Linked DNA regions of Mus musculus: regions 1, 3 and 4 are each linked to region 2. A link is a loop called in an ENCODE intact Hi-C map of the cell type or tissue named here. Cell type or tissue: heart. All regions are shown on one strand.

Evidence for each region. Peaks named below come from ENCODE experiments on the same cell type or tissue, not always from the same donor. Only the 100,000 strongest peaks of a DNase experiment are listed, where the experiment ranks them.
Region 1: a loop joins it to region 2, with 2.0 times the contacts of the local background. A loop is called at or near these places in 2 of 42 quality-filtered maps.
Region 3: it touches region 2 in a loop (2.6-fold over the local background); 11 of 42 quality-filtered maps call a loop at or near these places.
Region 4: it touches region 2 in a loop (2.4-fold over the local background); 2 of 42 quality-filtered maps call a loop at or near these places.

The regions. Positions count from the first base shown.
Region 1 is chr5:105,050,685-105,058,684 of GRCm38, reverse strand. Gbp8 (guanylate-binding protein 8) reads left to right here and starts at 5,124. Exons shown (of 10, transcript NM_029509.4): 1 at 5,124-5,184; 2 at 7,614-7,821. The coding sequence starts at 7,638. In heart, no CTCF peak of the experiment used is centred here; no DNase peak of the experiment used is centred here.
Region 2 is chr5:104,981,984-104,989,983 of GRCm38, reverse strand. Abcg3 (ATP binding cassette subfamily G member 3) reads left to right here and starts at 7,267. Exons shown (of 16, transcript NM_030239.2): 1 at 7,267-7,435. It also overlaps the pseudogene Gm5870. In heart, a CTCF peak has its summit at 3,072 (motif pointing left); a DNase peak (open chromatin) is centred at 1,763; H3K4me3 peaks cover 608 bases; H3K27ac peaks cover 450 bases.
Region 3 is chr5:105,135,010-105,143,009 of GRCm38, reverse strand. It overlaps Gbp4 (guanylate binding protein 4), which reads left to right and starts at 3,424. Exons shown (of 12, transcript NM_001359079.1): 1 at 3,424-3,530; 2 at 4,193-4,291; 3 at 5,965-6,200; 4 at 7,820-7,943. The coding sequence starts at 4,277. In heart, no CTCF peak of the experiment used is centred here; a DNase peak (open chromatin) is centred at 3,369; H3K27ac peaks cover 514 bases.
Region 4 is chr5:105,106,065-105,114,064 of GRCm38, reverse strand. It overlaps Gbp9 (guanylate-binding protein 9), which reads left to right and starts at 3,773. Exons shown (of 11, transcript NM_172777.4): 1 at 3,773-3,860. In heart, no CTCF peak of the experiment used is centred here; a DNase peak (open chromatin) is centred at 3,684; H3K27ac peaks cover 692 bases.

The DNA.
Region 1 (8,000 bases), 69 kb before region 2:
CTGCCAAAAAGCTCTCCCTCTGTGGTAAAAATTACTCTGTGTTTTGCCAAGCCTGATAATGTGAGCCATTTGGGGACTTACGATGGGAAGAGAGAGGTAACTTCTACAGGCCTTGTGTTCTGCTCTGAACTGCACCGCACATGTATCCACACCACCTGGCATACAATGAATAGAAACCTGTGTAAAGTTTTTACTTACTGAGTGTACAGTTAGAAGTTACTTTACTCAGACATAAGCAGGTTTGAGGGCATTGAGATTGGACTCTCCTATAACCAGCTTTGGACCTCCTATCTCTAATATTAAGAAAGGGTGTGATTGCCTCCTGTTCCCACATGTCTGTTTAGAATTTGAAATACCATGAGAACTGAGGAAAGTATCACAGTTTCCGCCATAAGAACTTCAAACCCCAGGGCAGGGAGGGAAGAAGCAGCATGATTAACCTTACATATGATGAAATTATCTCAGGAAAGGGAGGCAGATGTGGAAGTGGCAGGGATGGAGGAAGCAGGTGTGGAGGACACTTGTGGAAGTGGCAGATGTGGAAGTTTCAGGTGTGGAGTTGGCAGGTATGAGGAAGCAGATGTGGAGGAGGCACTTGTTGAGGTAGACACTGTGTAGATACAAACTTTTGATGAGGCAGAGTAGGGAAGGTTATTTCTTCCTGGTGAAGCATGGCTATTTTATATTATATATTATATTATATTATTATTATATTTTTTAATTTATTTTAAAATTATTGTCATCTACTCTGTCACATGAGTTTTGCTTAAAACAATTAGACCTTGGGTCATATAATTAACCCTTGGAGCAGATATGACATTGTAAATGTTTCCAAAGAGTGTAGTGTTACAAAAACATGCTATATTGTTTCTGTCCTTAAGAGTTCATCCAAAGGAGCCTGTCAAGTCACCTGGACAGGAAAATACCCCTCAAAAAGTTGTAATTTGAAACACATGTTATGCTGAACCACAGATACACAGGGCTCTATTAGTGTAGTTGCTAACTGACCCTTAGTTGGAACGTGGAACTCTTGTTTCCCTTGATTTTTCTTTTCTTGGGTACCAGTCCAAATCGCCAGCCTGCTGTCCTGATGTGAGGTGCTAGGCATGCTCCTTCTCTCTCTCTGAAGAAACATACCTCCCCGATTTGGAGCTTATAGACTTCCACTGTTGGTCTTCCCTGCTGTCTTGGTCCACAACCAGAAAGCATGACCCACTCTCCTTCCTCTTGGTATAGTCTTCCCCACAGTTACCAGTTTCCAGCTGTTTTCCCCCTCTTCTGTCTCTCTTACTCTCTTTCTCCTGTTTCCTGCTTATTTCTTTCTTGCCCTCTTAGACTCTTCTCCCCCCACCCCCTATGGACATGACCAGCCTCTATTTCTCTACTATCCCCTTCTCTCTGCTTTTCTCTGTCTCTACTACCCTCTTAACCACCTTCCCATGACCAGAAACAACTCTACTATACTGTCCTGTGGCTGGTCCCTCTGGGGGAAGGGATGTCTCAGCATGGGCTCCCTGAGAAATCCCCTTCCCCCACACCTCACCATACCCCAGAGAACAGAGTTTTTTTTATCTTCATCTTTTTATAATCACAACATGGAGGGATGCCTCAGCATGGGCCTGCTGAGGTACCCCTTCCCACCATATCATACCTTGCTCTATAAAACATGTCCTTGGCTTTATAAAACACATCAGTATCTGCTTTCAAACCAAAGAATATATCACCTTATTACAAAAGGGATAAAATAAACTATGCCTGAAACAATTAAAAAATAAAAGTGAAAGATTCTCTTTCTGCAACAATGAGCTATTTCTGTGAAAGTCTGGAAGGGACATCCAAGCCTTCCATCTGACAACCTTATAGAAATCTCCTTAACTGTGTAGACTCAACTTCTTTTGAGGTTTCTGTTTGCTTTGTAGTTCTGAAAGCCTTGTTGGATCCCATGGTTAAGGTTCTCTGAGTATGAGAGAGCTGGGAGGAGAAGGGAGTTTCCAGAATTTATCAGAAACAAACACAGCTCAGTATGAGAATAACTGTTGGCACCCTTGCCAAGCCCTCTCCAAAGCAGCTCACTAGACAGCGCAAGCTGCCTGTACATCTATGACACCTTATGGACTCATAAAAATTTCCCTCAACAGAGGAATGGATACAGAAAATGTGGTACATTTACACAGTGGAGTATTACTCAGCTGTTAAAAACAATGAATTCATGAAATTCTTAGGCAAATGGATGGATCTGGAGGATATTATCCTGAGTGAGGTAACCCTATCACAAAAGAACACACAGGATATGCACTCACTGATAAGTGGATATTAGCCTAGAAACTTAGAATACCCAAGATACAATTTGCAAAACTCATGAAACTCAAGAAGAAGGAAGACCAAAGTGTGGATACTTTGTTCCTCCTTAGAATGGGGAACACAATACCCACGGAAGGAGTTACAGAGACAAAGTTCAGAGCAGAGAAGGAAGGGAGGACCATCCAGAGACTGCCCCAACCAGGGATCCATCCCATATACAACCATGAAACCCAGACACTATTGTGTATGCCAGAAAGGTTTTGGTGACAGAACCCTGTTATAGATCTCTCTTGTGAGGCTATGCCAATGCCTGGCAAATACAGAAGTGGATGCTCACAGTCATCTATTGGATGGAACACAGAGCCCCTGATGAAGGAGGTAGAGAAAGTCTCCAAGGAACTAAAGGGGTCTGCAAACCTATAGAAGGAACAACAATATGAACTAAAAAGTACCTCCCAGAACTATGTCTCTAGTTGCATATGTAGCAGAGGATGGCCTAGTCAGCCATCAATGGGAGGAAAGGCTCTTGGGATATTGCGAAGACCATATGCCACAGTACAGGGGAATACCAGGGCCAGGAAGCGGGAGTGGGTGGATTGAGGAGCAGGGCAGGATGGAGGGAAGGTATAGGGGACTTTGGGAATAGCATTTGAAATGTAAATGAAGAAAATATCTAATAAAAAATAGCATAGGAAAAAAAAAAGAACCTTAAGGCAGAATAGAATAAATTGTTTCCCAATACATTAAGAATATTTTACAAATAAAAATATTCTAGTTCTCAACCAAAAAAAAAATTCAAATTCAGGGCCTAAGGAGATGCCTTATTCATGAACTGTTTGTTATGCATGCATGAGGGTGTTAATTTGGATCTGCAGTGAAAAGCTGGGCATGGCAATGTGCGCTCTTAATCCCAAGGCTGGGGTGAGGTCAGAGACAGCAAAGCCCTGAGGCTCACTAGTCAGCTAGTATAGCAAAGCAGTGAGGTCCTGATTCTGTAAAAGATATTTCAAAAAAACCAAAAAATCAGAGAGCAATAGAGGAAGACACCCAATGTCAACTGCAGACATCAGCAAATATGCAGAGGTGCACTTACGCAGGCTCACACACACATGTGCAAACACAAATACCCACACACACATATGTGCACACACACACACAAACACATGTCTCTCTCTTTCTCAATATAATACAGAAGAGAAACACAGGGAAAGGAACACACAGGTTTATCCTGATGTTTTGTAGATTCAGTTGAGTGCTGAAGTGAACAAAAGGCTTTAGCAAGTGTTAGAGAGAGCCCTGCTCCTGCTGCTCCCCTCAATCCTGTCTCAGCAGTGCCACTCAACTGACAAGAACTGGACACATCCCTGCTCTGTTCCAGACCAGAGACTCCCCTGGCCTTAGTGGAATCCAAGAACCTGCTGACATGAACTTCTTCCCAGTCCTGGTGTGGACTCTGTGTGTGTTCTACCTGGGCCTGCAAATGGGTGGCCATGTGGACCCAACAGATGAATAGGGGGAGAGTTCACTGAAGTAGAATTAAGGTACCAGTTTACCTCCATGCTGCTGACCTGCTCCTTTGTCCCTTTATCACTCTGAGTTCTGCACCAAATGTCTAGGAGAGTAAATTAAGGACCCTGAAGCTAGGTGCCTGGATATGGCCCAGTCTCTGAGGGGTACTCCCTTGTTTAATCCTTCCTGTGAAATCACAATGGATCGCTCTGCAGCTCCCTGCCCCCCCCCCCCCCGCTTTGTGTTTCATCCTTTACAAATGGTGTTCAATCTCCCATCAGAGACAAAGTTCAGATCCCAAACTGGCTGCCTTCCTAAGGGCTCAGAAAATAAAGCTTTCATTTTTAAGCTTCCATCTCAGAAGTGAGTTTTCTTAGCTTCTACCCTGAACACAACTCCTACTTACTATTCTTTAATTACTTCTTTAAAATCAGTTTTTAGATCAACTGTTGTGTTTTCTGAAAAAGAAAAAGAAGCCAGGGATATGTGTGGTGGAGGCGTGGTATGTTGAGGTGGTAGGTGGTGTCTCAGAGGGCACATGCTGAGGAATCCTGTCCTCCTGAAGTACCAGCCACACAATTGTATAGTATAGAATAGAGTTTATTTTAGACATGAAGAGGGGATTTGAGAGGGTAGTAGAGACAGAGAAAAAGGAAGGGAGGAAGCAGGGAGAGGAATGGAGAAGAAAGAGGGTAAGAAAGGAAGAGAGGAAGATTTCAGGGAGAGAGATTGAGGGGGGGGGGGCAGAGTGGACAAGCAGCCCTTTTTATAGTGAGTCATGTCCACCTGGCTGTTGCCAGGTAACTGTGGGGCAGAGTCCAGAAGAAATGGCAACAGTGATGGTTCCTGTTTTAGAAAACACAGGTTTAAAACATTAAAGCTCTTCGCTCAAGAAGCACCTGGAATTTCCCCTGAGAGAAGCACACTTGCAATCCTCCCAGATTGTGTCATTTCCACTGATGGGGCCCTGGGTTTACTGTGCTTTATCTGTGCCTAGAAGGCTGGAGGAAACTGGAGATGGGTTCCAAAGAAAGAGAATGTAAACTCTTTCCACAGTGGAGGCCTGCTGTCCCTTGGCTGCAACACAGTTTCTCACTGGCTTTTTCTGACACTAAGCATCCTCTGACCTCCCCTTCCAGTCTTGGGCAAGTTAACAATGCCTTGGTTTACTTTACTTTCAATTTTGTTTTTGCTGCTGCCTGTGTGAGTGTGTGTGTGTGTGTGTGTGTGTGTGTGTGTGTGTGTGTGTGTGTGTGTGTGTGGTCAGCTCACATAAAGGAGGAGCAAAGAGAGCAGGAAGTGAGGAGAGCAGAAGTGAGCCTGAGGAGGCAGCAGCAGCTGAGAACTGCACTTGGACCTGTGCTGTGGGACCAGGTATATTTACTTTTCCTTTCTTTAAGGAGCAACTTAGTCTGGACCCCAGCTTGATTTCCAAGTCAAAGTGGCAACTGAGGGAGGGGGAAGGGAGGCGGGTTCTGTGCTCTCTGGTCTGCAGGGGGCTGTGGCTGGCTTTAGGTCTAGGAGGTGAGTTTCTTTCCTCTGACAAAGGACAGATACAAAGTGGCAGCCTGACACTCCTGGCTGCCCTGCTCTGTTGGTGAAGCTGTGGGAAGAGCCCTGGTCCTGCCTCAGCTGGGACCACAGCTACAGCTCCTGCCCTGGTTCACAGCCAGATGAATGTCTTTCTGTGGAGGAACCTTGTGAAGAAAATTCAGCAAAAGGGCTTGGCAAACATCTATTTGGACATAAACTTAGTTTCTTCCTGACGTACTTTTTATTAAGTTTAGTAAGTAGATAGCAAAGTTGTCTCTTGATATTTAGTTTTTGTTTTGTTTTGTTTTCTTTTTTTGGAGGGGGTGGGGGAGATATAGAGATCCCATGGGCTCTATGCATTTTGTTTGGGCTGCTCTTCTTATCTCATTAATGGGTCTAAGCTGCAGAGAGACTGTCTTGTGGAATCAAGTGACTTCTGGGGATTGTACACATTCTCTGCCCTTGGCATAATGTCCTCTTGCTTATCTGGGACTGAGGGCAGGGGAGGCAGGTTATGTGTTGTCTGGCCTGCAGGGGTCTGTGGCTGGCTTTAAGTCTATGAAGGTCTATGAAGTTGGGTAAAGTAATTAATTGTATTCCCTTCTCTGGCTGAAGAATATTCTATTGTGTGTGCTATCAGACTGTGTTAATGTATGCATCTATTGGTGATCTGTTGATGGGAGACTGGGCTGTTTCCACATTGTGGGTATTGTAAACACAACTGCGATGAACAACACAGATCAAAGGTCCATCCAAGTCCTTGTTTGCTAGTTTGTTTGTGTTGTAATCAAATAAGAGTTGTTAGATCATATGAAACTATTCATTTTCTCAGAAGCCATGACTGTTTTCCCTGAGGGAATATTCTGTGTTTTTAGCTGCAGAGTACAGACACCTGAGTTGTTTAAATTCCAGGTGACATGTATTCATTTTTGCATTGTGTGGTAGCTATCCTGATGAGTATGAAGTGATGCCTTGTGGTTTGATTGGGACTTCCTCAATGTTTGTCACAGGGTCTGAAGAATTATTGAGGAACAATATCATGTAGCTCTTAAAATAACCTAGTCCGTGCTGATGCAAACATCAGCAAAACTAAGCAATTAATTTCAAATGATATATATGTTAGCCCAAAGCAAACCTCAGCCTCAGTGAGTTATAAGAAGCCAAATCACACACGATCATGTGACTCTAGACTCTGACACCAGGTTCTCCAGCCTGGCAAAGCAGAAATCATGTAAAGAAAAGTTTATTTTGCATCCAATGTTTCCCTAATATAGCCTGATTGACATTCTATCCTAGGAACTAAAGACACTAAACCATTCACTATGGTACTTCCCTGTTTGTACACTGCATCTTTTTCAAATAATTTTTTCTTAACTTCTATAGTTCTCTTGTGCCAGATGATTAGCAATATTGAATATTATCTTGTGTGCTCTTGGATGTTTGCAGGCCTTTTCTGCAGATATATCCATCTCCTCAGCAATTTTCTCAGTTTAGAACTGACTTGTCTATGATGAGTTGTAAAGGAACTTTATTACACATGTGATTTACAGGTCGTCTTCACCCATTCTTGAGTTGCCCTTTTACTTTCTTTATAGAATGCTCTGGTGCACAACGGTTCTTAATCTTACAAAGTCTGTTTTCTCTATTTATTTGCTCATGTTGAGGTTTTATTTTCATGTTCAAGAAATAATCTTTACTTGAAACACAAGTTAGGTAAAACTGAGATCAGGTTAGCCCCAGGTTAGCCTGTTGCAATTAAGCTCTGTGTTGCTTCCTGCAGACAGGACCTGTGTCAGGTAGGGTGCAGGTAGGCACTAAAAAGTCTAACAAGGACACATGTAATTCCCACCTTTTATTCAGCTGTACATCTCAGTGTAATTAATTGGTATTGCTCACAGTTTCTACATATTTTCAGCCATATAGAAATCTATTCATGGATATACCAAGGCCTGTGAGACTACTAGTCTGCCACTTTGCTGGTTGTTTGCTGGGTTGACCTTGATGAATATCACTATGGTTTAGATTTTATTATACTGAATTAAAGCTTTATAGATGAGAGCAGCCCATTTGTTACAAATGCTTCTTTAGAACTTTGAAGAATAATGAAGAGAAGGAGGCCATCTGGACTGCAGATTCAAGGATACATGCTGCCAGATGAAGCTACACAATGCCAACAGGAAACCTACAAAGGTCACCAACTGGTCTTAGCTGCTGAGCCATTGGGTGTCAGTGAGGCAGAGAATGACTTTACTCTCTTTCTCCTATTATAGATTCATCTACGTTGGCAGGTTGCTATGACCCAACCACAAATGGCTCCCATTTGTCTTGTGGAAAACCACAATGAACATCTGTCCGTGAACCATGAAGCCATAGAGATTCTGGAGAAGATTTCTCAGCCAGTGGTAGTCGTGGCTATTGTTGGATTGTACCGTACAGGGAAGTCCTATTTGATGAACCGTCTGGCAGGACAGAATCACGGTGAGTGGCATGCTGTGTACCAGCCAAATGTTTGACTGTGTCTGTCACATTTTCTTAATTCTTATTCCCAATTATAACAATGGACAGCAGAACTCCTTTTTAGCAAAGCCACCCTCGCATGCTAAATTGAATCCCTTCATTGCTGCTCCCCAATAATCTCTCCTGTGCTCTTCCCTTCC
Region 2 (8,000 bases):
TTCTCTGCCTCCAAAGAGCAGGTGGGATGTGATTCTAGAACTTTTAAACACATGTACCTTATGCCCCTGTTATTGACCTACAAACAGTTTTAGACATCCTGAATGTGTCTACCTTCAAGAGAAAACCAAAAAAAGTAAGAAAAAAAGAAAAGAAAAAGAGAATCTCAGGCTGGGGACATAATTCACCTAGCAGGTACAAGGTTCTACCCACCACCCATGCCACCAGAAAAGAATAAGAACAACAATGAAATAGAGATAAAGAAATAAAGACAAAATCCCAAAGAACTTTGCAGGGTTGAGCAGCAAACTAACACAGAGGACCTGACAAAGATCTGTGCCATGTTGGAAGGCAGCCAGGATTCCTTTCCACCTGGGGAGAGGATCTGTTTGCAAAACTGGATTTGAGGTTTTGTCGTCCACAATAGGGAGAACGGTACAGCAAATGAAAATCTAAGGACTAAATAAACATGGTGGGGTTGGGGCAGAGAGAGAGGGGGACATAGAGAGAGACAGAGAGAGTGAGAGAGAGAGAGAGAGAGAGAGAGAGAGAGAGAGAGAGAGAGAATAAGGTAGCTGAACAAAGAGCAAGAACGGGAAAGCTTCCCGACTACCCTCTTCCTGCCTCCTGTGCCCACCGTTCTTAGGCATCAGCATGCCGGGTCCAAAGCCCAGTGGCACCAACGTGGGTTCCTCTGGCCACTCTCCCAGCAAAGCGGTGGCCACAAGGGCTGCAGGATCCACTGTCTGGCAGAGAAAAAATGCCAGCTGTGGGACCCGGAGCGCAGGCCGCACCACCTCTGCAGGGACTGGGGGGATGTGGCGATTCTACACGGAAGATTCCTCAGGGCTCAAAGTGGGCCTTGTCCCAGTGCTGGTGATGAGTCTTCTGTTCATCGCTTCTGTATTTATGCTGAACATTTGGGGCAAGTACACGTGATCTTAGATTGGGCTACATCCATCTGTCATCTGAAGAAGAAGAAGGAAAAAACCCAACATATCTTGGACCAAAAGTGTAGTGATTTTCTGTTCACGTATATTATTCTACAGAGAATAAGAATTGACTTTGAGAAATCAGTTTTTTCTATGGCTAATAAACTTTGGAATTGCTTTAAAAAATAAAAAAAATTAAAAATGGGAAAGCTTGAGAGGGTTCTAGAATGAAAGAGGGGAAGGGGAGGGGAAGAGAGAGAGCACAAGAGCTTGAAAGAGAGAGCCAGAGAACAAGCAAGAGTCAGAGGGCAAGAGAGCATACCAAACTGAGAGCACAGGAGTGAGAAAATGAGAGAGAGTGAGAGAGGAGAGAGCTAGAGAGAGTTTAGGTGCAGAGAGCATTGTCCATGGGCTGTAAAATGCCAGGCAATTAAGAGGACCACACAAGATTTGTCTTTTAAATGTGCTTGCTTTATCCACACAAACACTCCACATTCTATCCTGCTGTTTGGGTAGAAATGCTGCTGCAGTTTCAGTCTTTCCTGGTGAGCAGAAGCTTGAAGGAGGATGGCCCTGAGGTCCTTTGTAAAAGTAGCTTTTATTCTGCTGATATAGTTGTTGTCTCCAAGGCTTGCTGCCTCTGCCTGCTAACCTCGGCCTACTCCTGGAACTTCTGGACTTGGTACATTCTAATCCAGGCCTAGAGTGTTTTCAGCCTCTAAGACTTACTGCTGAATAAGCTCACCCTTTCCTGTTCTTTCTGAGCTCTGACTGGCTGCTCAACTCAGCTGTTCTGGCTCAAACTCCTCTCCAAGCTGAGTGATTCAATCTGGCTTCTCTCTCAGCCTCTGACTTTTTGCTCTTCTTGGCCTCAAACTAAAGGTTGAAACACAAAGCAGGGCGGGGGGAGCTGCAGAGTGAACCATTGTGTTTTCACAGGAAGGATTAAACAAGGGAGTGCCCCTTGGAGACTGGGCCATGTCCAGGCACCTAGCTTCAGGGTCCTTAATTTATTCTCCTAGACATTTGGTGCAGAACTCAGAGTGATAAAGGGACAAAGGAGCAGGTCAGCAGCATGGAGGTAAACTGGTACCTTAATTCTACTTCAGTGAACTCTCCCCCTATTCATCTGTTGGGTCAGCACGGCCACCCATTTGCAGGCTCAGGTAGAATGCACACAGAGTCCACACCAGGACTGGGAAGAAGTTCATGTCAGCAGGTTCTTGGATTCCACTAAGGTTAGGGGAGTCTCTGGTCTGGAGCAAAGCAGGGATGTGTCCAGTTCTTGTCAGTTGAGTGGCACTGCTGAGACAGGATTGAGGGGAACTGCAGGAGCAAGGCTGCCTCTAACAATTGGTATCTCCAACTTCAACCCTCTTCAGATTGAGAGGATCTTGAACAAACCTGGCTTAAAATATAAGCCTGCAGTTAACCAGATCAAGTGCCACTCATACCTAACTCAGGAGAAGTCGATTGAGTACGGCCATTGCAAAGGCATCATGGTGACTACATACAGTCCCCCTTGGTTCTCCTGATAGGCCCTGGGCCAAGCCTGAAGACCCTTCTCTCCTGGAGGATCCAGGATCAAGGCAATTGCAGCCAAGTGCAATAAAACTGCAGCCCAGATAGTGATCCTGTTCCCCATTCAGAAGAACTTGGTAGTGATCCCCAATTCTGTGACTCCAGAGCATATTGCTGAGAACTTTAAGGTCTTTGGCATTGAGCTGAGCAGCAAGGATATGACCACTCTACTCAGCTACAACAGGAACTGGAGGATGTGTGCCTTGATGAGCTGTGCAAAACCCAAGGATTACCCCTCCATGCAGAAGTCTAAAGCTGCGGCAGACAGATCCCTGCTCCTCCCCAAGTGACAATAATTCCTCTTACAAATCTCAGGTGTCATCTTTCTCTAATTATTTGACAACTAATAAAAACATAATTAATTCTAAATGTTCAATCAAGATCACTTGGGAGCTACACCTCTAGATTACTAGGTTTCCAACGGTAAAGAAAAAAACACAACAGATATTTTCTGTTTGAGAAGTTATTCCTGGGGAGAAATATTTTAAAAACTGTAATTCTGGGAAATTGGGCAGAAGTGAAAGTAGTTACTGTAAGTGAGGAGCATACTGCCTCCTAGTGGTGACTTCTCCTGCTCTGCTTTAGTCATTTCTCTGAGAAGGTTCCTCCTTTAAACAAGCTTGCCAGCTATTTGAGACTGTCTTGGGAAGTATGGCACAGTTTCCCTGATTTCTTTCCCAGATCATTTGCCATTGTGTATGGGAAGGCTACTAATCTTTGTGAATTAATGTTGAGTCCTGTCACTTTGTTGAAGTTGCCAGTCCTGTCTTCACATCATGCACTTCTATCCCCTGTATGTATTATTATTTTTTTTTATACAGGTCTACCTATAAGGATATTACACCGACCCTTATAAATCCGCTGTAAGTTGAAAGTATTGACAGTTTACAAATGCATTTAACATACCTAAGCACTAGACAACTGAAGGCAATAACTTGCAGCACAATGAAATGTGTCACTCAATTGTCTTTCTGATCACGTGACTGACTGGGAGCCACAACTTATTGCAGCCGCTCAACACAGCAAATATCAAAATTCACAGTTCAGAGTGCAGCCTGGTGTGGTGGTACAAGCTTGTAGGAGCTACAGAGTAAGGATTAAGGCGTAAGGACCATGAGTTTGAGAACAACCTGGACTACAGAGCAACTCACTGGTTTTAGTCCATGAAGATCCTGCTCAAACATACAAACAAGCAAGCAAGCAACAACAACAACAAAAACACACTTTTAAAAAGTGAAAGTACAGTTTCTAAAAAGTATACATGGCCATAACATCATCTTGAAATTGAGAAATGGCTGAGTCAACCATCACAAGCCAGGGACTCTCTGTGTGATGGGTTTGCTTCTGTCCTAAGGACACATTTTTCACCAAGTATGAAAGCCAGTAAAATGGTTCTTATTCCTAAAAATTTTTACCGTGGGAGATGGTATATACAATCATGAAATTTATAGAAAATCACTTACCTTTAAGGCCATAAAGAAAGAATCTGCCTCTATACTGCTGGGGTTCAAGGTGTGTACAACCCTTCCCCGCATATGAGAATATTTAATAATAATTTAATAATAAATATTTAATAGTATATTAAATAGAGTATTTAATAGTAATTTAATAAAAAAGGGGAAAAATGAGGAAGATGTACCATAGGTCAGGTATGTTTCTGACATCCATCTATTTCAGCTTACTGTGAGTTAATAAGAATTATAGTTTGACAAATGTTTGTATATAAACATACCTGGATTGGTCTGGAAGATGGATCAGTGATTAAGACCACTGGCTGCTCTTCCTGAGGACCTGGATTTAATTCCCAGTACCAATATGGTGGCTCACAGCTTTCTCTAACTTAAGTTCTAGGGGATTTGACACCTTCTTCTGGGTTCAGTGGGTGCGCGCGCACACACACAGTGTGCACTTACATTCCTGTGGACAAACATCCAAATACATAAAAATAAAAAGAGAGAATGAACCTTTAAACAAAGGGAATGAGGATATGCTGTAAAGACAGGGCTGTCAAGAGGTGGCAAACAATTTTCAGAGCAGTTCACTGAGGGAGGAAGCTTTCCTGAGAGAGATGTGAAGAAAGTGCTGCTTGGGATAAAGGTTTCTTCAGGAAGACGCTAGTGAAAGCTGTAACAGAAAGGATATCTTCTATTACGAGCTAAATCAGTTCTAAGGACTCAAGATTTCCAAATTGGTCCTAAAAACATGGCAGCCCAACCTCTGATCTCTGGCCCACTGTAGTAGGATGTCTCGCTGTGGGGAGAGCTGTTTGTTTTACAATTAGTGACAGGAGATAAGAGAGATGGGGGCTGTGGTTTTATTCCCAGGGTTCAAACTTAAACCATCAAATGACCTCATAAAGATTCACCTCAGAGATCATATGCCTGCAGTGAGAGCTTTGGAAACTTCAGGAATTTAGCATAGAGACTCTGGTTAAACTCTTTCTGATATCCCCTAACTTTGTAAATATTGTTAAAGGAAAATCCACAGACTATAACACACTCATTAGAGATAGTTACTACTTCAGGGAAATATTTTTTATAGGACTTCTTTAAAATTTTTATTTAAGAAGGATTTATTTATGTATTTTATAAATGTGAGTGCCCTGTCAGCATGTACACCTGCAGGCCAGAAGAAGGAATCAGATCTCATTATAGATGGTGTGAGCCATCACGTGGTTGCTGGGACTTGAACTCAGGGGCATCTGGAAGAACAGCCAGTGTTCTTAACCTCTGAGGCATCTCTCCAGCCCCACAAGAACTTCTTTAATTATATCAGAGTTCAAGGGGTTTAAAGAGGATGCAAAGAAACAGCTCAGTGAATCAAGGAGAAAGAGTCTATGTGCCCGAGTGATGCCTGAGAGAACACACACCAGGCTGAAGGAAATGATGAAGACAGGCCCGGTCTTGAGGATGGAACTCCATGAGGAGACAGAAACACTGAGGAGGACTCAAGCTGAGATGGAGAGGGAGAGTCCAGTAACTCAGCTAGAACCCACAGGAAACCTTGACGCATGGAAAATCTCGACTCAGCTGGGCATGGTGGCACAGGCCTTTAATCCCAGCACTCAGGATGCAGAGGCAGGCGGATTTCTGAGTTCGAGGCCAGTCTGGTCTACAAAGTGAGTTCCAGGACAGCCAGGGCTATACAGAGAAACCCTGTCTCGAAAAGCAAAAACAAAAACAAAAAGGAAAGAAAAAAGAAAATCAGAACTCAAAGTTAAAGCAGAGATCTAGAGCAAATAATCAAGGAATATGGAGAAGAAAATAACACGGGAAAGGAACACCCAGGAAATGTGGGACAACATAGACAAAATGAGCCTTTCGATTACAGGCCCAGGTAAGGGAGAAGAAGCCCAAGTCAGAGGAATAGAACAGACTAACAGGATCATAGGCAAAAGCTTCCCTAAGACTAAGAGAAGGCACAAGAAGCACACAGAACACCAAATAGACAAGACCAGAAAAGACATGTTCCAGCATGTGTACACACCTACATCACACACGTACACCACACAGATCCTTAGTACCTCACCGTCACAACCGGCAAACTTCCATTTAGTAGTTATTCCCAGAAAGCGAGAGGATTCACTTAATGATACTGTCTTCCTACCAAACCAGAAAATGTAGGCTTGTAATTGAGTCTCAAAGCTCTCAGCCATGGCTGGAGAGATGGCTCCATGGTATAGAGCACTTGCTGTTCTTTCCTGAGGATCTGGGACATGGGCGGTCACAGCCATTCGTAACTCTAGTTCCCGGGGATCTAGAGATCTCTCTGGCCTCCGCAGGCACCGGGTGTGGAAGTCATACACAGACTTACAAGAGAGATTTTAGTCAGGTTTGAGGTACAACCATCTCCTTCATTTCAGGACAGGTGGCCACATCTAGAAGCTAAAACTGTAGAACCGGGCGGGGTAGGGTGGGGCTGGGAGTCGGGCGCCGACTTAATGTCCCTTCTTAATCCATGCTTGAATGTTAAAAACGTCTTGAGTACTGAAATTTTACTTGGATGACTTCAACATTGGCTTAAGGTTCGTCCAATGCTATACACGCACACGCACACGCACACACACACACAGAGCAGTCTGACCCAAGTAAACAGTCCATACTTAATCACTGTGCCCTCTTCTTGCTCTTTTTCAGATAGAGTTCGATGTTTAGGCCTGGCACACAAACTCCCAACCTCCTGTCCCAGCCTCTCGATTATAGGGATTACAATCGTAAACACTGAATTATTTCTTAATTGGTCTCTTCAGTTATAAAAAGAAGCTATAAATCAAATTATATTAAAAGCATGGGCACTTAACAAAACATATCCTTTGTCGTCCTGACCCATTGTTTGTCCTGTTCTGTGATAAGCATATATTCATCTCCTGTTTATTTTATCCCATTTGTTAAACAAAACAAAACAAAATTCAAAAACAAAAAACAAAAAAAATTCAAAACACACCACAGAAACTGTTACTTTCGCTTTGTCTTTTCCTGGATGCTGGCTTCTCAGAGTCCAATGTGAGCCTGAATTAGGGCAAAAAGTTTGCCCAGGTTTCCGGATCTGGCTGAACCCCTAGGTGAGCCCTCACCCCAAGACGCCACTCCAACCACGCCCCACAGAGACTCCCCCCTTCCCGCCCCTGCACCAGGACTCGCCCCTGCCCCTTTCCCCATGGCTTGGCCCCGCACCTGTCCCAAAGGGGGCCCCAGCCCCAGGGCTCCCCTGATTGCATCTTCCCCATGTCGCGCCCCACCCTCCCTTCCGCCCCACTGCCTGCTACTTCCTCTGCTCTCTTCGGGTTCCCTGCTCCTGACCACGACCACAGAGGCTCCAAGAGCTCTGCAGAGCAGAAGCCAGAGCCTCTTGCACCTTCCAAAGACCCGAGCTGCAAATCTTCCTGTGCAAGTAGCAACCTGAGCCCCTGCATTATCTCACAGTGGTGAGTGTGGGTGAGCAGGATGCAGAAGAGTGCAAGAGAGGGCTGGGAAACCCACTGCAGCTTCATTTGCAACTGTGAAATGCAAAGCAACTTGGTTCATAGAGGGTCTCTGTTTGGGTGGGTTAGCAGTGTACAACTTTTGATTGCCAAATGTATGAAGGCAAACACAGTTGGTGTTGGGCAGGTAAAAGTTTTACTGGTAGCAGAGATACCAGAAGTGCATGAGATATTTGTTAACACCGTTACTTTAAGGGAGCTGGGCAGTTTATAATTTTTTCTTTATCCCATGATATGAAATTTGTCAGGCAATCTCTAATTCGATATACAGATATTTACCAACTTCTTGCGACTCTTCCTCAGATAGTTCAGAAAAGGTTTCAACAGACAGAAAAGTTAAAGACCAGAATTATTAGACTGCAAACCTTTTAGTGGATTGTGTATCTATAATCTGTTTTATTTTCTTCCCTAATACTAGAAGTGTGGTCACTCCTTAGGGTGTTAACATGTGCCTCGCCAACTTAGTGTGTTCTCTTGCATCAATGTGCACTAAGACACAAACACATGC
Region 3 (8,000 bases), 150 kb before region 2:
GAAGGGAGAGATAGCACACAGAGACACAGAGGGAGACAGAGAGACACAAGGAAAAAACACAGAGAGATAGAGACACAAAAAGAGAGGCAGAGAGACAGAAAGAGAAAAAGACATACAGAGAGACAAAGGCATATACAAGGGGGAGAGAGAGAAAAAAAACCAAGAAGAAGAAGAAGAAGGAGAAAGAGGAGGAGGAGGGGAGGAGGGTGAGGAGGAGAAGGGAAGAGGTCCTGGAGGAGGGCTGGGGTGGAGAAGGATGAGAGGGAGGAGGAGAAAAAGGAGGAGAGGAAAAAGTGTTTAGTGCCTCAGTGAGGATCTAGGTTGCTAACTGACCCTTAGTTGGAACGTGGAACTCTGTTTCCCTTGATTTTTCTTTTCTTGGTCACCAGTCCAAATCGCCAGCCTGCTGTCCTAATGTGAGGCACTAGGCATGCTCATTCTCTCTCTCTGAAGAAACATACCTCCCCGATTTGGAGCTTATAGACTTCCACTGTTGGTCTTCCCTGCTTTCTTGGTCCACAACCAGAAAGCATGACCCACTCTCCTTCCTTTTGGTATAGTCTTTTCCACAGTTACCTGGAAACAGCCCATAGCCCTGGCCCACTATAAGAGGGGCTGCTTGCCCCTCCTCTCTCTCTCTTACTCTTACTCCTGTTTTCTGCTTGCTTCTCTCTTGCCCTCTTGGACTCTTCTCCCTTTCCCTTCTCTCCACGTGGTCATAACCAGCCTCTACTTCTCTACTCTTCCCTTCTCTTCATTTCTCTGCCTCTACTACCCTTTTAACCACCTTCTCATGACCAGAATCAACTCTACTATACTATCCTGTGGCTGGTCCCTCTGGGGGAAGGGATGTCTCAGCATGGGCACCCTGAGAAATCCCCTTCCCTCACACTGCACCACAACCCAGAGAACAGAGTTCTCTTATCTTCATCTTTTTATAATCACAACATGGTCTTTTTATAATCACACAGCATGGGCCTGCTGAGGCACTCCCTCCCACCACATCATAACTCGCTCTATAAAACATATCCTTGGCTTTATAAAACACATCAGTATCTGCTTTCAAACCAAAGAATATATCACCCTATTTCAAAAGAGATAAATTAAACTATGTCTAAAACAATTAAAAAGCAAAGTCAAAGATTTTCTTTCTGCAACTATGGGCTACTTCTGTGAAAGTCTGGAAGGGATATACAAGCCTTCCATCTGACAAACTTGTAGAAATCTCCTTAACTATGTAGGCTCAACTTATTTTGTAGTTTCTGTTTGCTTTGTAGTTTAGAAAGCCCTGTTGGCTCCTATGGCTAAGGTTCTCTGAAAATGAGAGAGCCTGAAGAAGGGAATTTCCAGAATTTATCAGAAACAAACACAGCTCAGTATGAGCATAACTGTTGGCACCCTTGACAAGCCCTCTCCAAAGCAGCTCACTAGAGAGTGCAAGCTGCCTGTGCATCTATGACACCTTGTGGACTCATAAAAATTTCCCTCAACAGAGGAATGGATACAGAAAATGTGGTACATTACACAATGGAGTACTACTCAACAATTAAAAACAATGAATTCATGAAATTCTTGGGCAAATGGATGGATCTAGAGGATATCTGGAGACCTAAGGAGATGCCTTATTCAGTGAACTGTTTGTTATGCAAGCATGGGGAAGTCAATTTGGATCTTCAGTGAAAAGCTGGGCATGGCAGTGTGTGCCTGTCATCCCAAGGCTGGGGTGGGGTCAGAGACAGCAAGGCCCTGAGGCTCACTTGTCAGCTAGAATAGCAAAGCAGTAAGAGGCACTTTTTCAAGACCTCAGCAAATACGTGCATTTGCACACCTGTGCTCACTCACACACACACACACCTCTCTCTCTCTTTTTCTCTTTCTCGATATAATATAGAAGAGAAACACAGGCAAAGGATCATAGAGATTTATCCTGATGTTTTGTAGATTCACTTGAGTGCTGAAGTGAACAAAAGGCTTAAGCAAGTGTTAGAGGCAGCCCTGCTCCTGCTGCTCCCCTCAATCCTGTCTCAGAAGTGCCACTCAACTGACAAGAGCTCCAGACCAGAGACTCCCCTGGCCTTAGTGGCATCCAAGAACCTGCTGACATGAACTTCTTCCCAGTCCTGGTGTGGACTCTTGTGTGAGTTCTACCTGGGCCTGCAAATAGGTGGCCATGCAGAGCTAACAGATGAATAGGGGGAGAGTTCACTGAAGTAGAATTAAGGTACCAGTTTACCTCCATGCTGCTGTCCTGCTCCTTTGTCCCTTTATCACTCTGAGTTCTGCACCAAATGTCTAGGAGAGTAAATTAAGGACCCTGAAGCTAGGTGCCTGGATATGGCCCAGTCTCCAATGGGTACTTCCTTCTTTAATCCTTCCTGTGAAAACACAATAGATCACTCTGCAGCCCCACCCAACACCCTCGCTTTGTGTTTCATCCTTTACAAATAGTATTCAATCTCCCATCAGAGACAAAGTTCAGATCCCAAACTGGCTGCCTTCCTAAGGGCTCAGAAAATAAAGCTTTCATTTTTAAGCTTCCATCTCAGAAGTGAGTTTTCTTAGCTTCTACCCTGAACACAACTCCTACTTACTATTCTTTAATTACTTCTTTGAAAACAGTTTTTAGATGGACTGTTGTGTTTTCTGAAAAAGAAAAAAGAAGCCAGGGATATGTGTGGTGGAGGCGGGGTATGGTGAGGTGGAAGGTGGTGTCTCTGAGGGCTCCTGCTGAGGCATCCTTTCCTCCTGAAGTACCAGCCACACAATTGTATAGTATAGAATAGAGTTTATTTAAGACATGGAGAGTGGAATTTGAGAGGGTAGTAGAGACAAAGAAAGGGGAACAGAGAGAGGGAGGAGGAAGCAGGGAGAGGACTGGAGAAGGAAAGAGGGTAAGAAAGGAAGAGAGGACTATCTGAGCAAGAGAGATAGAGATAGATAGATAGAGAGAGAGAGAGAGAGAGAGAGAGAGAGAGAGAGAGGGAGGGAGGGAGGGAGAGGGGACAGTGATGGTTCCTGTTTTAGAAAACACAGGTTTAAAACATTAAAGCTCTTCACTCAAAAAGCACCTGGAATTTCCCCTGAGAGAAGCACACGTGCAATCCTCCCAGATTGTGTCATTTACACTGATGGGGGCCTGGGTTTACTGTGCTTTATCTGTGCCTAGAAGGCTGGAGGAAACTGGAGATGGGTTCCAAAGAAAGAGAATGTAAATACTTTCCACAGTGGAAGCCTGCTGTCCCTTGGCTGCAACAGAGTATCTCACTGACTTTTCTGACACTAAGCATCCTCTGACCTCCCCTTCCAGTCTTGGCCAAGTTAACAATGCCTTGGTTTACTTTACTTTCAGTTTTGTTTTTGCTGCATCCTGTGTGAGTGTGTGTGTGTGTGTGTGTGTATGTGTGTGTGTGTGTGTGTGGTCAGCGCACATAAAAGAGGAGCAAAGAGAGCAGGAAGTGAGGAGAGCAGAAGTGAGCCTGAGGAGGCAGCAGCAGCTGAGAACTGCACTTGGACCTGTGCTGTGGGACCAGGTATATTTAATATTTACTTTTCCTTTCTTTAAGGAGCAACTTAGTCTGGACCTCAGCTTGATTTCCAAGTCAAAGGGGCAACTGAGGGAGGGGGAAGGGAGGCAGGTTCTGTGCTCTCTGGTCTGCAGGGGGCTGTGGCTGGCTTTAGGTCTAGGAGGTGAGTTTCTTTCCTCTGACAAAGGACAGATACAAAGTTGTAGCCTGACACAGCTGGCTGCCCTGCTCTGTTAGACACACTATGGGAAGAGCTCTGGTCCTTCCTCAGCTGGGACCACAGCAACAGCTCCTGCCCTGGTTCACAGGCAACTGTTGTCAAAGGAACATGTAGGAACCTTGTGCGGAAAATTCAGCACTTGACCTTGGCAAATATTTTTTGGAAATAAACTTAGTTTGTACCTCATCATCTTTTTAAGTTTAGTAAGTAGTCAAGCTCTGTCTTGGTGTTTAGGGTTTGTGTGTGTGTGTGTGTGTGTGTGTGTGTCTGTGTGTCTGTGTGTGTGTGTGTGTGTGTGTGTGATGTAGAGATCACATGGGCTCTCTGCATTTTGTTTGGGCTGCTCTTCTTATCTCATTAAAGGGATTAAGCTGCAGAGAGACAGTGTTGTGGAATCTGTGACTTCTGGGGATTGACACATTCTCTGTCCTTGGCATAATGTCCTCAGGCTCATCTGGGACTGGAGTGCAGAGGAGGGGAGGCAAGTTATGTGTTGTCTGACCTGCAGAGGTCTGTGGCTGGCTTTAAGTCTATGAAGGTCTACAAGGTAGTGTACAGTAGTTAATTTTATTCTCTTCTCTGGCTGAATAATATACAATTTGGTGTGCCATCACATTGTGGTGGGAAACTGGGCTTAATCCACATTGTGGGTATTGTGAACACAGCTACCATGATCATTAAAGATCAAAGGTCCATCCAAGTCCTTTTTGCTAGTTTGTGCTGAAATCAAAGAAGAGCTGTTAGATCAAATGTAACTTTCCATTGTCTTAGAAACCAGGATTGTTTCTCATGAGGAAATATTCTGTGTTCTTAGCTGCAGAGTACAGACACCGGAGTTGTTTAAATTCTGGGTTACATGGATTTGTTTTCCCATTGTGTGGTAGCTGTCCTGATGAGTATGAAGTGATGCCTTGTGGTTTGATTTGGACTTCCTCAATGTTTGTCACAGGGACTGAAGAATTATTGAGGAACAATACCATGTAGCTCTTAAAATAACCTAGTTTGTGCTTAAACTGCAAAGATCAGCAAAACTAAGCAGGTAATTTCAAATAATATATATGTTAGCCCAAAGCAAGCCTTAGCCTCAGTAAGCTCTAAGAAGCCAAATCACACATGATCATGTGACTATAGACTCTTACACCTGGTCCCTCAGCATGGCAAAACAGAAATCATATAATGAAAAGTTTCTTCATTTTGCAACCAATGTTTCCCTAATACATTCTGTAATGGGAACAGAGACACTTCAGCATTCACTCTGGTACTTCACAGTTTGTACATTCTATCTTTTTCAGATAATTTTTTTAATTTAAATTTTTTTGTACAAAGTGATTAGCAATAATGAATATGATCTTGTGTGCTCATGGATGTTTGTAAGCCTTCTCTGCAGAAATAAGCACCCAGTGATTTTCTCTGTTTAGAAATGAGTTATCTGTGATGAGTTGTATTGCTATTTTGTTGAAGATAGTAACCCTTTATCAAACATGTGATTTACAAGTAGTCTTCACCCACTTTTGGGTTGCCTTTTTACACTGTTTATAGAATCCTTTGGTGCAGAAAAGTCCTTAATTTTAGAAAGTCTGTTTTTTTTTCTATTTATTTGCTCGGGTTGAGATTTTGTTTTCATGTTCAAGAAATAATCCGTACTTGAAACACAAGTTAGGTAAAACTGAGATCAGGGTAGCCCCAGGTTGGCCTGTTGCAATTAAGCTCTGTGTTGCTTCCTGCAGACAGGACCTGTGTCAGGTAGGGTGGAGGTAGGCAGTAAAAAGTCTAACAAGGACACATGTAATTCCCACCTTTTATTCAGCTGCACATCTCAGTGTAATTAAGTGGTATTGTTCACAGTTTCTACATATTTTCAGCCATATAGAAATCTATTCATGGCTATACCAAGGGCTGAGAGGCTAGTAGTCTGCCATTTTGCTGGTTGTTTGCTGGGTTGACCTTGATGGAGATCAGTATGGTTTGGATTTTATTACACTGAACTAAAACTTTATAGATGAGAGCAGCCCATGTGTTATCAAAGCTTCTTTAGAACTTTGAAGAATAATGAAGAGAAGGAGGGGCTCTGTACTACAGATGTGAGAATACACACAGCCAGATGAGGCTAGGCACTGCCAAGAGCAAACCTACAAAGCTACCTACCAAGAGGTCTTAGCTGCTGAGCCATTGGGTGTCAGTGAGGCAGAGAATGACTTTACTCTCTTTCTCCTATTATAGATTCATCTATGTTGGCAGGTTGCTATGACCCAACCACAAATGGCTCCCATTTGTCTTGTGGAAAACCACAATGAACAGCTGTCAGTGAACCAGGAAGCCATAGAGATTCTGGACAAGATTTCTCAGCCAGTGGTAGTAGTGGCTATTGTTGGATGGTCCCATACAGGGAAGTCCTATTTGATGAACTGTTTGGCGGGACAGAATCACGTGAGTGGCACGCTGCCTACCAGCCAAAGGTTTGACTGGCTCTGTCACATTTCCTTAATTCTTATTCCCAATTATAACAATGGACAGCAGAACTCCTTTAAGCAAAGCCACCCTCTCATGCTAATTTTCATCCCTTAATTAAACTACACAATAAGCTCTTCTGTGCTCTTCCCTTCCATTCTGTTAAAGAAAATCTCCCCTAGGAATGCTCAAGATGGGGCCTTTTCTGATGCCCTGAACATGGGATCCTGGGACTCAGTCCCCTGGCTCCTACAGCAGGTTCTCCTTTCTAAATAAGATCCATCAGGATAGAAAGTCTTTGAATACTTAAGACTTTAAAAATCTCTGATAGGTAGAGATGCAGAGTTGATCCAGTGGCTAAGAAAAATTGTTGCTCATGCAGACAAGGTTTGGGTTCTTGCACACACATGGTGACTCATATTTTTAATAACTTGAACCTCAGAGGAACCGATGCTCTTTTTTTTTTTTTTTTTTTTGGCTTCAGTGGGCACTTGGCATGTGCAGTGCCTACTTTTATACATGTAGGCAAAATTCTCATAATCATAAAATGAAATAAGTAAATCTTAAGAATCATTTATTTAGAAATAAATAAGTCTTAAAAAGAACTCTAAAAGGGACTTTGTATCCTTTTATAGCCTCATACTTCTGTCTTTAATCATTCTCAATGCAAAAACTATCCTATTTCATTTTTCTTTTTCTTTTTTTTTTTTCGTATCTCTCTTTTGGAGCCCATGCCCTTTCCCCACCATTTGCAAAAATACCTTTGCCTTTTTTATGTTGTTGTTGTCTCTTTGTTTGCTTCAGTTTTTTTTTTTTTGTTTTGTTTTGTTGTTGTTGTTGTTTCCCCTCCCTACCTCCCTCCTTTCTTTCTTTCTTTCTTTCTTTCTTTCTTTCTTTCTTTCTTTCTTTCTTTCTTTCTTTCGTCTTGTTGTTCGGCTTGGCTCTAGCCATTGGATCCTAGTGACTCTCAAAATACTGGCAACCCTCTCGTGTGTGTCTTCTACGTATAAGGATTGCATGTGTGTACAGCCATGGATGCACCAAACACTGTGCATTTGCCAGAGCACTCTATGTTTTCTGCCTTGTGGGTGCCTATTTGTTTCCATCTGGAGACCTTGTGTGGCTTTGTTCTCCTATTATATGTTCCTTATGACTTGAAATGAAGGAATTATAAAGGAAGAGCTTCTTGAGGGGAGACAGGGCACCATTTCATGTGCTGAGGTACTCACAACACTCCCTCCATTCTGCTACTTACATCCAATCTTCACAGGCATAGCTCCCTCTTTGTACTTTTTCAAGGCTGTGACCACAACACTCAAGAAGTAACCTTAATGAGGAGGCACTTATCCTGACTTAGATTTTACTCCATAGTTCTTGGTTCATTGATCGTGGGTCTCGCTTAACAGAAGATCGTGGGTCTCGCTTAACAGAAGTGGCGGGCAGAAACTGAGTTATAACCTTCAAAATCCCTTCTCTAGTTACCTGCATCCTTCACTGGGCTTGAAGTCCTAAAACCTTCAGAATCCCTCCCAATAATGCTGGCAGCTTGGCACCGAGGTTTTAGCACACAAGGCCACCTGTACAGGACACTCACATCCTGACTTTCTTTCTCCTCTCTTCCCTTCAGGTTTCCCTCTGGGCTCCACCGTGCAGTCTCAGACCAAGGGCATCTGGATGTGGTGCATGCCCCACCCCACCAAGCCAGAGCACTGGTCCTCCTGGACACCGAGGGCCTGGGCGATGTGGAAAAGGTAGGATGAGGCTCAGGCTGGCCCTTCTGTGCCCTTGTTATCTAACTATAATCTATG
Region 4 (8,000 bases), 120 kb before region 2:
CTGTCCCAGCCTAAGCCCACTGCAGATGCTTGTCCAAGGTTTCTAGCACTTCAATTTGCTGCTGTGGTTCTTGCAGTTTGCTGCCTGCTGCCTCCTTCTGTAGTGCAGGATTTTGCACAGCCTGGGCTTTTATGTGTTTTGATTTGGCTGCTGCTACTGTACAAATGATGCTCTGTGATTGGTTTGAGGAGCTCAGGCTGCCTCCCCGCTCTCAGTAAGGTTTTAGCAAGCTCTCTGCAGACTACCGACTGCTTTGGTTCCTGGCAGTGTACATAGCACGATGAGAGGAAACACTCAGAGGCTGCTACATTAGAGGAGTTTCACAAGGCCTCCACCTAGATGACGATCTATAGGCAGTCAATGCTGCGGAGAGTAAGAATCAGTGTTCTCCAAATAGAAGCCCCCTCTTAGATTATTCTTACGCGCGTTCGCGACCGGCCAGGAAAGACGCAACAAACCGGAATCTTCTGTGGCAAAAGCTTTATTGCTTACATCTTCAGGAGCAAGAGAGAGAATGGCGAAACCCGTCCCTTTTTAGGAGAATTATCCTCTGCCTAGGACGTGTCGCTCCCTGATTGGCTGCAGCCCATTGGCCAAGTTGTCGTCACGGGGAAGGCAGAGCACATGGAGTGGAGAACTACACTTGGCACATGCGCAGATTATTTGTTTACCACTTAGAACACAGGATGTCAGCGCCATCTTGTAACGGCGAATGTGAGGGCGGCTCCCCACAGATTATCTCAACATTAGTGGTCTCCCTAGATACATATGCATACCATAATACCAAATAGATTCACTAGATCACATGTTCATGTGCACATGCACACAGACGTGTCTTTACATCCCTTCAGAGGAAGACATCCTGTTGATAAGTATGGAAAATTCTCCTAGTCATTCTTTGCAAAAATCTGAGGGGAAATTTGCTAAGTCCCAAACTATGTGACTTTTTTGACAGCATGCTTCAGTGATCAAAGGTTAACCTAACCAGATTATAATTTTCTCTCTTAATTGTTGGGCTTTAGCAGCTATGTTGGCCTCCCCCTTGGACTGAAGTTTTGAATACAGTATTCTAGTCTTCAGGATAAATCAGTAATTTATTAGCAACGACAATGGACGAGTTCTCAAGTCATTAGAAATACCATAGGACTTCAATTATATTTCAACCACTGAGTTTCTTCATAATAATTGTACCAAAGTATCAGCTGAATACTTCCCAAGGTGGAGCCAAACTCCAATGGCAGCTAATTCTACCCATGTCAAACAATGCTCAGTGTGTACAAAGTCACTTTCAGTATCATAGATAGAGCTACAATAGAGCTATGTCTTACTTATATGCTTCTAAGGTCTTGAATGGATTAATTTGCATTCAATTTCGCATAGTTACTCCAGATTTCCCAATTTATAGTTAGTGTATTCTGATGACTTTCTGTGTGAAAATATGAATGTAACTGAAATGGGAGAGCATGCAAATCCAGCTTAGACAGAAACTGGAAGTGTTGTCAAGAGGCATTTGCTCAAGAGGCCAACTTCTATGTTGATATTTGTTCTGCCCAAACAAAACAAAAGTCCATAGCAGACTCTGGAAAACCCTTTCATATTGAAACCATCACGTCTGTGGGTGCTTTTGGATCACATTTGCCCTTGGGGATCTTTCAGTATCTCATTGACCATCAATACTTGCAGGCTGTCTTAGGGTTTTAGTGCTGTGAACAGACACCATGGCCAAGACAAGTCTTATAAAGGACAACATATATTTGAGGCTGGCTTACAGGTTCAGAGTTACAGTCCATTATCAAAGTGGGAGCATTACAGCATTCAGGTAGGCGTGGTGAAGGAGGAGCTGAGAATTCTACATCTTTATCTGAAGCCTGTTAGCAGAATACTGACTTCCAGACAGATAGATTGAGGGTCTTCAAGGCACATCCATTCCAAAAGCCACACCCACAAAGCCACACCTACTCCAACAAGGCCACACCTCCTAACAGTACCACTCCCTGGGCCTGGCACATACAAACCATCACACTGGTAGAGGCAGTACTTACTTGGGTAGGAATGATGAAAACGAGGCCTAAAACACTGTACCACTGCTTAGTGTAACTCCCTTTCGCTCATCCTCAGGAGGCAACGCCAGAGCTGAAAGCTTCAACAGGTCCACAGAGTATAAATTTATACTCTCCAGATGGAAATGTTCTGTCTTTGACCACCCAGTATTTAAAAAAAATATTCTATGGCATAGTTACCTGACAACAATCATGGTACAAACATTCTACAGTAACTCAATGTTTTCTGCTCTTACATCTTCACTAGTATAAGTCTTAGGACCAGGAGTCAAGGTCAGAGGATTTGTGAGTCTCCTTTTTAAGTCATATTCTGGTGTGGTACTGTGCATTGAGTATTTCATTGTCGCACATTATTTGGTACTTTTGTTTCTTTCTATACAGAAATAGGTATTTGATAATATTCATGATGAATAGAGAGAGAGTTCACTGAAGTAGAATTAAGGTACCAGTTTACCTCCATGCTGCTGACCTGCTCCTTTGTCCCTTTATCACTCTGAGTTCTGCACCTAATGTCTAGGAGAATAAATTAAGGACCCTGAAGCTAGGTGCCTGGATATGGCCCAGTCTCCAAGGGGTACTCCCTTGTTTAATCCTTCCTGTGAAAACACAATGGATCACACTCTGCAGCTCTCCCCACTGCTTTGTGTTTCATCCTTTACAAATGGTGTTCAATCTCCCATCAGGGACAAAGTTCAGATCCCAAACTGGCTGCCTTCCTAAGAGCTCAGAAAATAAAGCTTCATTTTTAAGCTTCCACCTCTGAAGTGAGTTTTCTTAGCTGCTACCCTGAACACAACTCCTACTTACTATTCTTTAATTACTTCTTTAAAAACAGTTTTCAGAACAACTGTTGTGTTTTCTGAAAAAGAAAAAGAAGCCAGGGATATGTGTGGTGGAGGTGGGGTATGGTGAAGTGGAAGGTGGTATGGGGGGTGGGGGCATGCTGAGGCATCCTGTCCTCCTGAGGTACCAGCCACACAATTGTATAGTATAGAATAGAGTTTATTTTGGACATGGACAGGGGATTTGAAAGGGTAGTAGAGACAGAGAAAGAGGAACAGAGAGAGGGAGACAGGAAGCAGGGAGAGGACTTGAGAAAGAAGAGGGTAAGAAAGGAAGAGAGGAAGATCTCAGGGAGAGAGATTGAAAGAGAGAGAGAGAGAGAGAGAGGGAGAGAGAGAGGGCAGAGTGGACAAGCAGCCCTTTTTATAGTGAGTCATGCCCAGCTCGCTGTTGTCAGGAAACTGTGGGACAGAGTCCAGAAAGAAATGGCAACAGTTATGGTTCCTGTTTTAGAAAACACGTTTAAAACATTAAAGCTCTTCACTCAAAAAGCACCTGGAATTTCCCCTGAGAGAAGCACACGTGCAATCCTCCCAGATTGTGTCATTTCCACTGATAGGGGTCTGGGTTTACTGTGCTTTATCTGTGCCTAGAAGGCTGAGGAAACTGGAGATGGGTTCCAAAGAAAGAGAATGTAAACTCTTTCCACAGTGGAGGCCTGCTGTCCCTTGGCTGCAACACAGTTTCTCACTGACTTTTCTGACACTAAGCATCCTCTGACCTCCCCTTCCAGTCTTGGCCAAGTTAACAATGCCTTGGCTTACTTTACTTTCAGTTTTGTTTCTGCTGCATCCTGTGTGTGTGTGTGTGTGTGTGTGTGTGTGTGTGTGTGTGTGTGTGTGTGTGGTCAGCGCACATAAAAGAGGAACAAAGAGAGCAGGAGGGAGGAGAGCAGAAGTGAGCCTGAGGAGGCAGCAGCAGCTGAGAACTGCACTTGGACCTGTGCTGTGGGACCAGGTATATTTACTTTTCCTTTCTTTAAGGAGCAACTTAGTCTGGACCTCAGCTTGATTTCCAAGTCAAAGGGGCAACTGAGGGAGGGGGAAGGGAGGCAGATTATGAGCTCTCTGGTCTGCAGGGGGCTGTGGCTGGCTTTAGGTCTAAGAGGTCAGTTTCTTTCCTCTGACAAAGGACAGATACAAAGTTGTAGCCTGACACAGCTGGCTGCCCTGCTCTGTTGGAGAAGCTGTGGGAAGAGCCCTGGTCCTGCCTCAGCTGGGACCACAGCTACAGCTCCTGCCCTGGTTCACAGGCAGCTGTAGTCAGAGGGAAGTCTTTCTGTGGAGGAACCCTGTGAGGAAAATTCAGCACAAGAGCTTGGCAAACCTCTATCTCGAAATAACTTAGTTCCTACCTCACTGACTTTGAATTAAGTGTAAGAAAATAGTCCAGTTCTCTCTTGATGTTTATGTTGTATGAGATGTAGAGATCACGTAGTGCTATGTGCATTTTGTTTGGGCTGCTAGTCTTATTTCACATGGAACTAAGCTGCAGAGAGCCTGGTTTCTGGAATTAAGTGATGTCACCTGTATCTAACGTCTTAGGATTTTGCACATTCTCTTTTCTTGGCATAATGTCTTCATGCTCATGTGGGACTAAAGACAGGGCAGGGGAGGTAGGTTACTGTGTTGTCTGGTCTGCAGGGTCCATGGATAGCCTTAAGTATATGAAGGTCTATAAAGTAGTGTGCAGTAGAATTTTATTCCTTTTTTTTTTTTTTTTTTTTTGCTGAATAACATTCTATTGTGCATGCTATCAGACTGTGTTAATGTATGCATCTGTTGGTGATCTGTTGGTGGGAGACTGGGCTGTGTCCACATTGTGGGTATTGTAAATACAGATGCTATGATCAATACAGCTCAAAGGTCCATCCAAGTCCTTGTTTTCTAGTTTGTTTATGTTGTAATCAAAGAAGAGCTTTTAGGTCAAACATAACTATATATTATCTCAGAAGTCAGGACTGTTTCCTGTGAGGTAATATTCTGTGTTCTAGGCTGCAGAGTACAGACACCTGAGTTGTTTAAATTCCAGGTGACATGTATTTGTTTTTGCCTTGTGTGGTAGCTGTCCTTGTGTGTATGAAGTGATGCTTTGTGATTTGATTGGCACTTCCTCACTGTTTTTCAAAGCCACGTTATAATGAACACTGGGTCTGAAGAATTATTGAGCAACAAAACCAAGTAGCTCTTAAAATAACTTCATTTATGCTAAACCTGCAAACATCAGCAAACCTAAGCAAACAATTTCAAATAAATATATATGTTAACCCAAAGCAAGCCTCAGCCTCACTGAGCTATAAGAAGCCAAATCACACATCATCAAGTGACTCTAGAATCTTTTTTTCTTCTTAAATTGGGTATTTTTTACATTTCCATTTCCAATGCTATCCCAAAAGTCCCCCACACACTCCCCCACCCACCCACATCCACTTCTTGGCCTTGTCGTTCCCCTGTACTGAGGCATATAAAGTTTGCACGACTAATGGGCCTCTCTTTCCACTGATGGCTGACTAGGCCATTTTCTGATGCATATGCAACTAGAGACAGGAGCTCCAGGGGGGTACTGGTTAGTTCATATTGTTGTTCCACCTATAGAATTGCAGAACCCTTTAGCTTCTTGGCTACTTTCTCTAGCTCCTCCATTGGGGGCCCTGTGGTCCACCCAATAGCTTACTGCGAGCATCCACTTCTGTGTTTGCTAGGCCCCGACATAGTCTCACAAGAGACAGCTATATGAGGGTCCTTTCAGCAAAATCTTGCTAGTGTATGCAATGGTGTCAGCGTTTGGAAGCTGATTATGGGATGGATCCCCAGATATGGCAGTCTCTAGAAGGTCCATCCTTTCGTCACAGCTCCAAACTTTGTCTTTGTAACTCCTTCCATGGGTGTTTTGTTCCCAATTCTAAGAAGGGGCAAAGTGTCTACACTTTGGTCTTTGTTCTTCTTGAGTTTCATGTGTTTAGCAAATTGTATCTTATATCTTGGGTATCCTAAGTTTCTGGGCTAATATCCACTTATCAGTGAGTACATATTGTGTGAGTTCCTTTGTGATTGGATTACCTCACTCAGGATGATGCCCCCCAGGTCCATCCATTTGCCTAGGAATTTCATAAATTCATTCTTTTTAATAGCTGAGTAGTACTCCATTGTGTAAATGTACCACATTTTCTGTATCCATTCCTATGTTGAGGGGCATCTGGGTTCTTTCCAGCTTCTGGCTATTATAAATAAGGCTGCTATAAACATAGTGGATCATGTGTCCTCCTTACCGGTTGGAACATCTTCTGGATATATGCCCAGGAGAGGTATTGCAGGATCCTCCGGTAGTACTATGTCCAATTTTCTGAGGAACCGCCAGACTGACTTCCAGAGTGGTTGTATAAGCTTGCAATCCCACCAACAATGGAGGAGTTTTCCTCTTTCTCCACATCCTCGCCAGCATCTGCTGTCACCTGAATTTTTGATCTTAGCCATTCTGACTGGTGTGAGGTGGAATCTCAGGGTTGTTTTGATTTGCATTTCTCTGATGATTAAGGATTTTGAACATTTTTTCATGTGCTTCTCTGCCATTCGGTATTCCTCAGGTGAGAATTCTTTGTTCAGCTCTGAGCCCCATTTTTAATGGGGTTATTGGATATTCTGGAGTCCACCTTCTTGAGTTCTTTATATATATTGGATATTAGTCCCCTATCTGATTTAGGATAGGTAAAGATCCTTTCCCAATCTGTTGGTGGCCTTTTTGTCTTATTGATGGTGTCTTTTGCCTTGCAGAAGCTTTGCAACTTTATGAGGTCCCATTTATCGATTCTTGATCTTACAGCACAAGCCATTGCTGTTCTATTCAGAAATTTTCCCCCTGTACCCATATCTTCGAGGCTATTCCCTACTTTCTCCTCTATAAGTTTCAGTGTCTCTGGTTTTATGTGGAGTTCCTTAATCCATTTAGATTTGACCTTAGTACAAGGAGATAGGAATGGATCAATTCACATTCTTCTACATGATAACCGCCAGTTGTGCCAGCACCATTTGTTGAAAATGCTGTCTTTTTTCCACTGGATGGTTGTGACTCTAGAATCTTATACCAGGTCTACCATCCTGGCAAATCAGAAATCCTGTAATGAAAAGTTTCTTCATTTTGCATCATGTTTCCCTAATAAAGCCTGATTGCCATTCTGTCCTGGGAACAGAGACACTTCACCTTTCACTCTGGTACTTCCCAATTTGTACATTACATCTTTTATAAATAAGTTTATTTTAAAATTTTATAGTTTTCTCGTGCAAAGTGATTTGCAATATTGAGCACTATCCTGTATGCTCATGGATATTTGTAAACCTCTGCAGAAATATTCACCCAGGGCTTTTCTCAGTTTAGAACTGAGTTGTCTATGATGGAATGCATTGCTACTTTGTTTATGATAGTAACCCTTTATCACACATGTGATTTACAAGTCCTCTTCACCCATTCTTGGGTTGCCTTTTTACAGTCTTTATAGAATGCTCTGGTGCACAAAAGTCCTTAATCTTACAAAGTCTGATTGTTTCTATTTCTTTGCTCATGTTGAGATTTTGTTTTTATGTTCAAGAAATAATCCCTACTTGAAACACAAGTTAGGTGAAACTGAAATCAGGGTCGCCCCAGGTTAGTCTGTTGCAGTTAATCTCTGTGTTGCTTTCTGCAGAAAGAACCTGTGTCAGGTAGGGTGGAAGTAGGCAGTAAAAAGTCAAACAAGGACTCATGTAATTCCCACCCTTTATTCAATTGCACATCTCAGTGTTTGTGTAATTCATGGAAGTTGTTCACAGTTTCTACATATTTTCAGCTATTTTAAATCTATTCATGGAGATACCAACAGCCTAGAGCCCACCAGTCTGCCATTTTGCTGGGTTGTTATGTTTTGGAAACTTGCTTTTCTCATTAGCAGCATGGTTGGAATAATCTGTAACAAGTAAGTATTTTCAGGCTTTTTAGGTCACATATGAAAGGTGAACATTACTGAGCTTATCATAGAGCATGTAGTTACCTTGATGAAGGTGGCTATTGTTTGGCTTTTATTTCATTGAATTAAAACTTTATACATGAGAGTAGCCCATGTGTTAC